Linked DNA regions of Mus musculus: region 1 is linked to region 2. The links are chromatin loops, found by intact Hi-C in ENCODE. Cell type or tissue: heart. All regions are shown on one strand. Region 1 overlaps Sptbn4 (spectrin beta, non-erythrocytic 4). Region 2 overlaps Gm30543 (a long non-coding RNA gene).

Region 1 (5,000 bases), 66 kb after region 2:
TCTGAGTTCGAGGCCAGCCTGGTCTACAGAGTGAGCTCCAGGACAGCCAGGGCTATACTTCCTGGCCTCTCACCAGGAGCCAGGAAATTCCTTAGCAGTAAACCTACACATCAATTCCATGGGGACGTTGCAACCCAGACTGTGGGGGATTCAAACGCGTGATATAGGGAAGCCTTCCTTTCTGTGAGGCTGCGAAGCTAAGAGGGTTCCAGTGCCAGCTGTACCACTTCCTGGCCAAGACACCCTACAAAGCAATTCTGTCACAGAGCCCTGTATGCAAATGCAGCTAAGGAAAGTGACTTGGTGATGGAATGTGGCTGGTGTGATGAGATGCTTGCCTAGCATTCGAAAAGCGCTGGGCTCCATCTCCAGCACACTCCAGATGAGGATGTGGGTGCACACCTGTGATCAAATACGTGGGAGGTGGAGACAGAAGCATCGGAAACTCAAGGTCAGCTTTGGCTATATAGTGAATTCCAGGACAGTCTGGGCTACATGAGACCCCGTTTCAAAACAAAAATAAAAGCAAAGCCCAAAATCCAAGCAAGAGGAGGAGAGATGGAGAGATGGTTAGTTGGTTAAGAGGTTTAGTTCCTCTTGCAGGGAGTTCAGGTTCAGTGCCCAGCACTTACATGGCAGCTCACAACCAGTTCTGGAAAAGCAGTTCCAGAAGGCTCTGGTATCCTCTTCTGGCCTTCTCCAGCATCTGGCAAAGTCCTAGCAATTCCCTTTCCACTGCTTCCTCACCAGCCATGACATGACCTGCTCTGCTCCATCAGCCACTGCCCCAGCACAGTCAGATCCCCCTGACACCATGGGCCAGAATAAAACTTTCCCCTTTCAACTTGTTCCTGCCAAGGATTTTCTCACAGCAAGGGAGAGGGATGGGGGAATTATATATCAATGGCATAGCTTTGTCCACTCATCCCACAAGGGTGGCAATATGTCTCCTGTCAAGTAAATATTGGGGCCTGGAGAGGTTCAGGGATTAGACCTGCCTCCAACTTTGTGTCACTCAGCTCAAAGCTGGGACACACATTTCCTGTAGGCTCCCACAGAGCCCTGAACTTTCCTCGCCCTGACTGTGATGTTAGTCAACATATTTGTCAACATGACAAGAGGCAGGAGTACCTCCTGGAGAAATCTGAAACACATCTTTGTGTGGCCTTTCACTGTGGAATTTGTGGGAGGACGATTTAGGACCCTGTGGTTCCCCTGTCACCCAGACTCAGTCCCTCTAGTCAGGTCAGAGGACTGAGATTCTCAGTGTTCAAACTCTGTATCTTTTGGTGAACCAGCTATCTCCTGCCGGCTCACCAAGTAGCCATTTAAATCAAACCCGGAACAATACATTATGGCTAGGAACAGTGGGGCATGTCTATAATCCTATTGTTTAAGAGGCTGAGGCTGGAGCATTGCTTTGAGTCTGACATCAGCCTAAGCTACACAGACCCTGTCAAAGAAGGAGGAGGAGGAAGGGAGGGAGGTGAAGGGGGAGAGGGCATAATGATGTGTGTCTTTTTTTTTAAAGAATTATTTATTTTATGTAAATGAGTACACTGTTGCTGTCTTCAGACACACCAGAAGAGGGCGTTGAGGGAGTCTGATTTCGGGTGGTTGTGAGCCACCATGTGGTTGCTGGGAATTGAACTCAGGACCTCTGGAAGAGCAGTCAGTGCTCTTAACCGCTGAGCTATCTCCCCTGCCCCCATGATGTGTGTCTTTAGTCCCATGAGGAGGAGGAGGCAGAAGTATTAGGAGTTCGATGTCATCCCAAGCTATGAAAAAAGTTCTAGGCTAGGTCAGGTGACAACACTCAGGAAGTAAAGGCACTTGCTGCCAAACCTGAAACGCCCAGTTTGATCCTCATAGTCATGTAATAGGAGGAGAAGACTAACGCCTTCCAGTTCAGTTGTCCTGTGACACACACACACACACACACACACACACACACACACGATAGATGGATGGATGGATGGATGGATGGATGGATGGATGGAGAGATGGATGCATGGATGTAAAAAAAACCCAGGCCAATTTGGTCTACAAGAGACCCTGTGCCAAAAACATAGATTAAATAAACAAATAAACAAATAAGGAATTAAATTGAAACGAGAAAAGGCAGAGAAGCTGGAAATAGGGGTGGGAAGAAAGATCTGGGTATCCCTTCCCCACTCTACGGTGCCCAGACCCCACTTTCTGGGCACAGTTTTGGAACCGGGGACCTACTTCTCTAGCAGCCGAGCCACTGCCTCCTGCGCCTGCTCCCCGTAGGCGTTGCCTTGCCGCAGCAGGCTCTCTGCAGCTTGAACCGCCACCTGCATCTTTTGCTGGTTCAGCTCCATCGTGGTGAGAAAATCCCGGTGCCTTTTCATCGCCTCTTCTACCGACTCCACTGTGCAAGGGAGTTCAGCGCCAGACAGCGCCACCTCCTGGGAACGGAAGGGATACAGGTCAGCTTGGCTCCACCCCAGGACGCTGGTTGGCTTCAGGCACAGTTCCACCTCAGGGTCTTTTACTCCTGCTGGCCCCTCTTTTTAGCAGTCTGTCCTTCCAGATTCCCCCAGGTCTCTGCCCACTCTGCCAAATCTATGAATTATCCTCTCTTGCTAGCTCCTTCCAGATAATCCACAATCCCAATAAGCCACTTCAAATTCACCTCTCATAAACCACTAAACCCAAGCAGAGCATTAATCTCAGAACTTTGTGAAGTGGAGACTGGAAGATCTGTGAGAGTTCAAGGCCAGCCTGGTCTGTACAGAGAGTTCCAGACCCCCAGGGCTCCATAGATCCTGTCTCCATAAAAGCAAGGGTTGGACAAATGGCTCATTGGTTAAGAGTATTTACTGCTCGTCCAGAAAAATCTGAGTTGGGTTCCTAGCACCCACATTCCGCATTCCACAACGACCAACTCCAGTGGCTCCATCGCCTTGGCCTTCTTGGGAATCTTCACGTGTACACACAGGTGCACACCGTTAAATATAATAAAAATAAATTCTTTTTTAAATTAAAAGATAGGAAGATGGAGAGATGGCTCCAGTATTAAGAGCACACGCTGCTCTTCCAAAGGACCTGTGTTCGATTCCCATCACCCACATGGTGGCTCATAACTGTAACTCTAATCCCAAAGGATCTGGTGCCCTCTTCTGGCCTCCCAGGACTCTAAATGCATTTTATGCATGAATACACACAGGCAAAACAAATAAAAATAATTTTTTAAATTAAAAGCTGGTCGTCTATGCTACTATGCGCGAATGGTGGTGGCACATGCCTTTAATCCTAGCACTTGTAAGGCAGAGGCAGTAGGATCTTTGTGAATGCAAGTCCAGCCTAATCTACATAGCGAGTTCCAGCACCGCCAAGACTATATAGAAAGGCCCTGTCTTGATTCGATGATAGATAGATAGATAGATAGATAGATAGATAGATAGATAGATAGATAGATAGAAAATATACCGCCCCATGAACCCACACCATTCAACATAACCTTTTATCTCTGTCACAGACCTCAATTTTCCAGATAAACCACTACTCCTTTAATTCCCTACCCCCAAACAAAGCAGGAATCTAGGGGTCCCAGGAAACACATCAAAGCAAGTCTGTGCCCCCACACCCAATCCCTCTCAGCCCAGACCCCGCACCCCAGACAGCCATCAGGCACCTGGTTGCGCAGCACCGCAAGCGCCTGGCACAGGTCTCTCAGGAAGAGTTGATAGACGTGCGCTTGGACCAGCGCCTCCCTGCGCTCCTCCCACAAGCCGAGCAGTTTGTGCCAGCCAACCTCGAGGTGCGGCAGCCACTCGTCTAGCGCCAGACCGGGGCCCAGCTCCGCGCCCTCGGACGCTAGCAGCGCTTCACTGGCAGCCACGATGCGCGCGTAGTCCTCCTCACGCTGATCCACCTCCTCCTTGAGCGCGGCGTGGCGCGCCAGCAGCCCATCCGCCTCCTCCAGGCTGCGAGGCAGCGGCCCCTCGACGGCGCCTGCTGCCTCCTGCGCCCGCACCAGCCAGTCCAGGAAAGTATCCAAATCGCGCAGGAAACGCTGCAGGCGACCTGCCGCCGCAACCGCCTCGCCGCAGGCCTGAGCCGCTCCGGCCAGTGCGCCCCACTCGGCTCCTAGCTCCTCGGCGCCCTGGTGCAGGCGCGTCGCCTGTGCGGGGAAGCGTTCGGCCAGCAGCGCCGCCTCCTCCAGCAGCGCCGCCTGTCGCGGCTCTAGCGCCTGTAGAGCCGCCTCCAGGCCACTCAGGCGCCATTGCAGGGCTCCCCCCGCCCGGGGCGCGCTCTCCACTGCCCGTCGCTTCTCGCGCACTTGGGCGCGCACCTCGGCCACCTCCAGCACGTGGTTCTCCACCAGCAGCACCGCGCTCATCTCCTCTTTGCGCTGTTCCACCAACTCCACGATGCGGTTCCACCTGTTCAGGGGCGGGAAAGAGGGTGATCGGATGCGGAGAATCCGCACACCCAGGGTAAAATCCAGGTTTTCGGACGCTCAGAAGCCTGGGAGAGTCCCAGTTTGTGCCTAAATCAATAGTATCTCACTCTGGACAGTGCTTAGAGCACAACTTTCAATGTATGTATCGTTCCAGCGCTACCAAATTATCTTCATAATAATATTAGGATTCTGTTTGTTATCTCATTATCTTTCAGAGTTTATTAGCAACTGAGGACGGAAAACAGACAACAGCTGCCTGCCTAGGGCACACAGTCCAGAGAATCACGGCTGTGTGGTGTAGTACACACCTATGATCTTAGCACTCCTTGGGCTACACAGACCCTGTCAAAGGAGGAGGAGGAGGAGGAGGAGGAGGAGGAGGAGGAGGAGGAGGAGGAGGAGGAGGAGGAGGAGGAGGAAGGGAGGGAGGGAGGGGAAGGGGAAGAGGGCATGATGTGTGTCTTTTTTTTTTTTTAAGAATTGCTTATTTATTTTATGTACACTGATGCTGTCTTCAGACACACCAGAAGAGGGCATCAGATCCCATTACAAATGGTTGTAGGCCACC
Region 2 (5,000 bases):
TAAAGGAATTAGAGGAGCTGAATTCTGGAGAGGAGACTAAGGCGCTTACACCTGAAGACGCCACAGCACACCAAGACTCTCTACACCTGGTGGGAGAGGTCAGAATGAATAAAGCTGTGGGCGGGGGTCCTCACATCTGGCCTGGGGCACACATCTGGAAAACCTTAGGAAGGAGGGGGATGCATCTGGGCTGAAGGCCACACAGCAGGAGAGGGCTTCTGAGGGTAGTTGAGTCTATAGAGTGCTCTAATCTGGGGTACCGGGCTGTAGTAAAAGTAGGGTCAAGGGACGGTCTGGCATGTAAGAGGGAAAGGTCTTTGGCCCCCAGCCGTCCCGCAATCTTGGGCATTTTGTGCCGGGGCAGGCGCCAACCCGCACAATCGCTTTTGTTGTCTGGACTGGTTCAGCCTCGCTCTCTGCTGGGCGAGTTGCCCCCCTCTTCAGCCACGGGAGCCCGGACGCCTGGCTTCCCGGCCCCACCCTGATGGGTCAGCGCCTTTGGCCTGCGTCTAGTTCTGTCCCTGGCTCACCTCATACTGCCGGACGCAGGGGTCCCTAGAGGTGGCCGCATCCTGGGGAGTGGGGTGGACCAAGCTACAATAGGGGACTGGTAGGCGGCGGCAGCACCGTGGGAACCAGACGGCTTTATCTGGCCCGGAACCACCCCCCTCCACCCCCTACACGGAGGAAGGGCGGATGTTCTTACCCCGGGCCTGGCCGGCAGGGGCGCGATGTGGGGGCCTTCTTTTCAGCAATGCCCGGGCCCACGGCCCTCGGGGCCGCCTTTGCCTCAGCAGAGCTCGGGCCTCCTGCAAACTAGGTGGAAGAGGGTGGAAGAGGCTGTCACTACTATTAAATTGGCCTCCTCACCTCAAGGGGGGGGGGAACCCTCCTAAGCCAGGAGCACTTCCAGGAGTGGGTTTGCCCAACATTGCCCCCAGCCCTTTTATTGGGAGCAAGGCTTGGGATATCTTTAGAGAAATACTTTCAGAGAAAGGACTATGGAAGAAGAAAAAAAAAAAAAGGGTATGGAAAGAGAAGCGATATGAGATGGATGGGAAGGGAAAAGTGGGTGGGGCGTAGAGACAGAAACAGATCAAGAAGCAAAGACCCAATGATTCAGCCAGGCAAGGAAGAATAAACAGAAACACAGACAATGAGTTAATAGTGAAAGGCCAGTGTGCGTGTGCGTGCGTGCGTGTGTGTGTGTGTGTGTGTGTGTGTGTGTGTGTGTGTGTGTTGGAAGGGGAGGAATTATATGCTTACGTCAGTGGCTGCCAGTTGAGGGATACCTGACTCTTCTCCACGGGACTGCGGCTGGGGCTGGGCACCGAAGGTGTTGGGGTCAGGCACCCCTCTAGACCTGTGCACTTGGCAGGTGGGCAGTTCCGGACCCTGCAGGAAGCTTTAGAGACAATCAGGGATTCAGTAGAAAAGCAGGGCCAAGCCTCTGCCATCGTCCATCTCTTCATTTTGGATGACGCTGGGGACCCATACCCATACCCCACCTGGAAGAACCCACCTCGGGTGCAGCGGCTACTCTTAGGTGTCTGGTCTAGGCAGCAGTGACAGGCAGCAACACTGTAAATAGGAGAGTGGGACTGTTCAGGCCTCAGAACAAAGGAGAGCAGGGGTGGAGGACAGAGGAGAAACCAAGACAAGATTCAAGGGAATTCCAAGCACTCATTACTATCATTATTTTGAGACAAGGTCTAGAATGTACTGTGTAGCCCAGGTAGCCCTCAAACTCACGACAATCCTCCTGCTTCATTCTCCACTAAAGCTAAAGTTACATACATAAGCCATCACGCCAGGCTTAAAATTATTTCAAGAGACTTTCAAAGGAGAGTTCTAAGCGAATCTACAAGCCTGGACTGTCTGGGATCTAGAACTCCGCCCACTAATTCGAGGAGAGTGGAGGCTCAGACGCCATCCTAACATCGAACAGTAGGTGGCGCTACATGCACAGACCTCGGCGGCTGTGCACTGCGGTGTCGCCTTAGACTACGGGTCCAGCACAGTGCTGAGGTGGTAGGGATACCGAAGTCCAGAATTGGGAATCCCGAGGCCTGAATTTTATCCAGTTCCCGCCTTTCTAGGATGTACGTCCTGGGACCAGCGTCTCCTGGTCCTTGAACTTCAATGTCCGAGAGGAAAGGGTCTTTTCCGGATATGTCTCAGTGCCACTGGGTCTCAGCCGCGACCCTTCAGCGGTACTGCCAGAGCGTCGTCACCCAGGGGCCCCCCAGACAAGTCCATTATCCCCAAGTTAGAGGGGGGGGTGAGGGATGATGGTGCGCGTTCAGACCCAGAGAGAAAAACTTTGGAAGATACTGAGAAAGGGAATCCAATGCCCGGATCCATTCTAGATGAGTGAGGCTTAGAGGGAGCGCAGGCTGCCCTGGGGGAGCCTCTGAGACCCTCGAATCCTGTCGTCATCCCTCCCGCTTTTCCTCCAGGTTAACCCCTTCCCAGTCCCGCCCCCGGCGCGGCTCGGGTTACTAAACGCATTCCCAGAGACCCAGGCGGGAGCGGGAGCGGAGCCCACGGCCTTTGTAACGGTGCGCAGAGCTGCCAGGAGCAGGACTGGGATGCTAAGCAGACCATCTCCTCCGATCCTGTCACCCGCAGACGCGATGGTGTCCTATAAACACTGAAATTTATAAACTACCCTGGACCTTACCACCAAGTCATTAGTAATTCATTCAATCCGGAGGAGCTCTGATCTCAGAAAACTAGAAGCGTCAGAAAATCCAAGGATCCCCTACACAGGTTTCCTCCAGTCCCCTTGCCAGGAGCCTATATGCGTCTTCCTAATCTATTAGAAGAACCTAGAAGTCTTTTCCAATTAATCCAGCCCCCCTAGAAACCCAGAACACGGCAACTTTTCTTTAAGATCTCACCACGACCTTCCAGCACCTTTAAAAAAAAAAAAACACTCAGGAAACTTGGGGAGCTGAAGGCTAGTTCAAGGGCCCCACCCATCGCTATTATTCTAAGAAAACTCGAAGTCTTACCCGGTATCAACTGGGGTTCTTTCCCCAATAAACTCGGGAGTTGGCTGGAGCCTTACCCATCCTACCCCTCTGGAGGGACCTCCGCTTCAATTTCTCAGCGCATCTCGAATTCTAACGACTGCAAAGTAGGGGCTCCCAGCAGATCCAAGGGCTTTGGCCTTAGCATCCTTCTACCAAAAGCAGTTGCTTTGTAGCCTCCTAAATCTGAAGGTCTTGCTCCTCCGAGACCACAAGACTTACTGGGTACAGCACGAGGAAGAAGACGCTGCAGTGGGCTTACCCGGCCTGGTGGCTCGGGACCACCGCTTTCTCGATGGGGCTGGGGCTGGGGCTGGGACTGGAGCCGCTAGCAGATGTGGCGGCTGGGAGCAGCAGCAGCAGCAAGAGGGGGCAGGGGCCGCCGAGGCCAGGCCGGCGCATCGTGTCGGGTGCAGAGTCCGGCTCCAAGAGGGCAGTGTGTCCAGTGGGTCCGGATCGGCCTGGCCCCGGTCCCGCCCCCTACCCCCGCCTCAGCCAGAGGCCGACTCACTTTCTCCACCGTGCAAGCCTGGGGCTGTGAAACTTCCCGCCAATCAGAGCCCTGCACTGTCAGCGCTCCGAGTGAGGCCAATCGGTAAGCGACATGGGAGGGGCTAGATGGACAGGTGCCGGGCGGGGTTGCCTGGGCGGTGAGTTCTCCTGGAGGTGGGAGGATTTCAGGAGTTAAGAACTGATTGCCCCAGTCTCTCTTGAGCAGAGGTCCCAAGTGACACAAGTGGTTACCACCGAGATGAGTGTTCAGGGGCCTCAGGTCCTCTCAGCTGGAATTGCTTTAGCAGGCCTCCCCCTTCGCTCAGTGCTGGTGTCTCTGAACGTAGCTGTCTGTCTAGTGGAACTGATAGATTCCCCGGTACCCACTTCCCAGGGGAGAGACCAGACTCTGCTGATGAATCAAACGTGGTGTCACTTCCCAGGGTGAGTTCCAGGCCAGCCTGGGCTACTTAACGAGACCCTTCTTCCTCAGCCACACCAAATCTCGAAGTAACAAGAATTTAGTATTGGATCTTACCCCTGACCCAGGGGCCATCTCTATGGCCCACATCAACTCTTCCAGGAAGATGGTCCTGTCCATTGTTTTAGCCACACCATCTGCAAGAACTTGTCTTTCCCCAGTTCTACCCTTCTGTGAATCCAGGCTACGCCCTTTTCCAGACAGCTCCCAGAGGACTCCCCAGCTCTGCCCCTCCCACACCCTTCTCTGCCTTGGTCCCTAGAAGACACCAGAACCATTTCCCTGCCTGACTCCTAAAAGTCTCCCCCCCCCACACACACACACACAACCCTTACAAACCTAGAATACTAAGCTTTTGTTACTGGAGACCTCGAATCTCCTCTTTCTGGCCTGCGATGAGCCACACAGACTCACCCACACAGCCTCTTCACACCATTGCTGCCACCTACAGCAAAGGCTACAGGAGACACGAAGCCCACCCGCCCTCTTTTAGTGGGCTCCAGGCTTCAAGCCTTGCCCACAACCTCCAAACTCGGAGGGCCCAACCCCTTCCCTTCCCTATAAACTTGAGTTCCAGCCTGACATGGTAAGTGTAAGTCCCATAAAGATAGCACTTGGGAGGCAGAGCCAGGCAAGCTCCAGGCCAGCTTGGTCTAATAGCAAATTCTAAGCCATCTAGGGTGCAGAGCAATACCCTAGTTCAAACAAACAAACAAACAAACAAACAAAAACAAAACCTCATGTTCCCACCATTTTCCCTGCTTCACAAATGCCTAGTGCTTCAGGCAGAGAGAAATGGGATAGATAAGTTTTCATTTAGAATCCCAAACCCACTCTTCCCATGATGCTCCACTTCTGGGTTTAGAACGTCATCTCTCAACAGTCCTATTGTTTGTTCCCCCTCGAGTTTGCTTGGAATTGTTCTTGGATTTCTGCTCCTCCCATATTTGGGGATTGCCCACCATATACCAGACAGCTTTGTTGACTAAAGC

Evidence for each region. A loop is a pair of places that touch in the nucleus more often than their neighbours do. Peaks named below come from ENCODE experiments on the same cell type or tissue, not always from the same donor. Only the 100,000 strongest peaks of a DNase experiment are listed, where the experiment ranks them.
Region 1: a loop joins it to region 2, with 2.9 times the contacts of the local background. A loop is called at or near these places in 18 of 42 quality-filtered maps.

The regions. Positions count from the first base shown.
Region 1 is chr7:27,400,507-27,405,506 of GRCm38, forward strand. It overlaps Sptbn4 (spectrin beta, non-erythrocytic 4), which reads right to left. Exons shown (of 36, transcript NM_032610.2): 16 at 3,662-4,412; 17 at 2,230-2,432. Among named protein-coding and RNA genes, the nearest start is that of Sptbn4, 44 kb to the right of the region's middle. In heart, a CTCF peak has its summit at 2,441 (motif pointing left); no DNase peak of the experiment used is centred here; H3K4me3 peaks cover 1,028 bases; H3K27ac peaks cover 219 bases; H3K27me3 peaks cover 4,930 bases.
Region 2 is chr7:27,334,131-27,339,130 of GRCm38, forward strand. Gm30543 (a long non-coding RNA gene) reads left to right here. Exons shown (of 2, transcript XR_391221.3): 2 at 2,460-2,682. It also overlaps a transcript of Ltbp4 not described here. Among named protein-coding and RNA genes, the nearest start is that of Ltbp4, 3.0 kb to the left of the region's middle. In heart, CTCF peaks have their summits at 717 and 1,947 (motif pointing right); DNase peaks (open chromatin) are centred at 581, 1,391, 1,961, 2,481 and 1 weaker place; H3K4me3 peaks cover 3,577 bases; H3K27ac peaks cover 2,022 bases; H3K27me3 peaks cover 4,073 bases.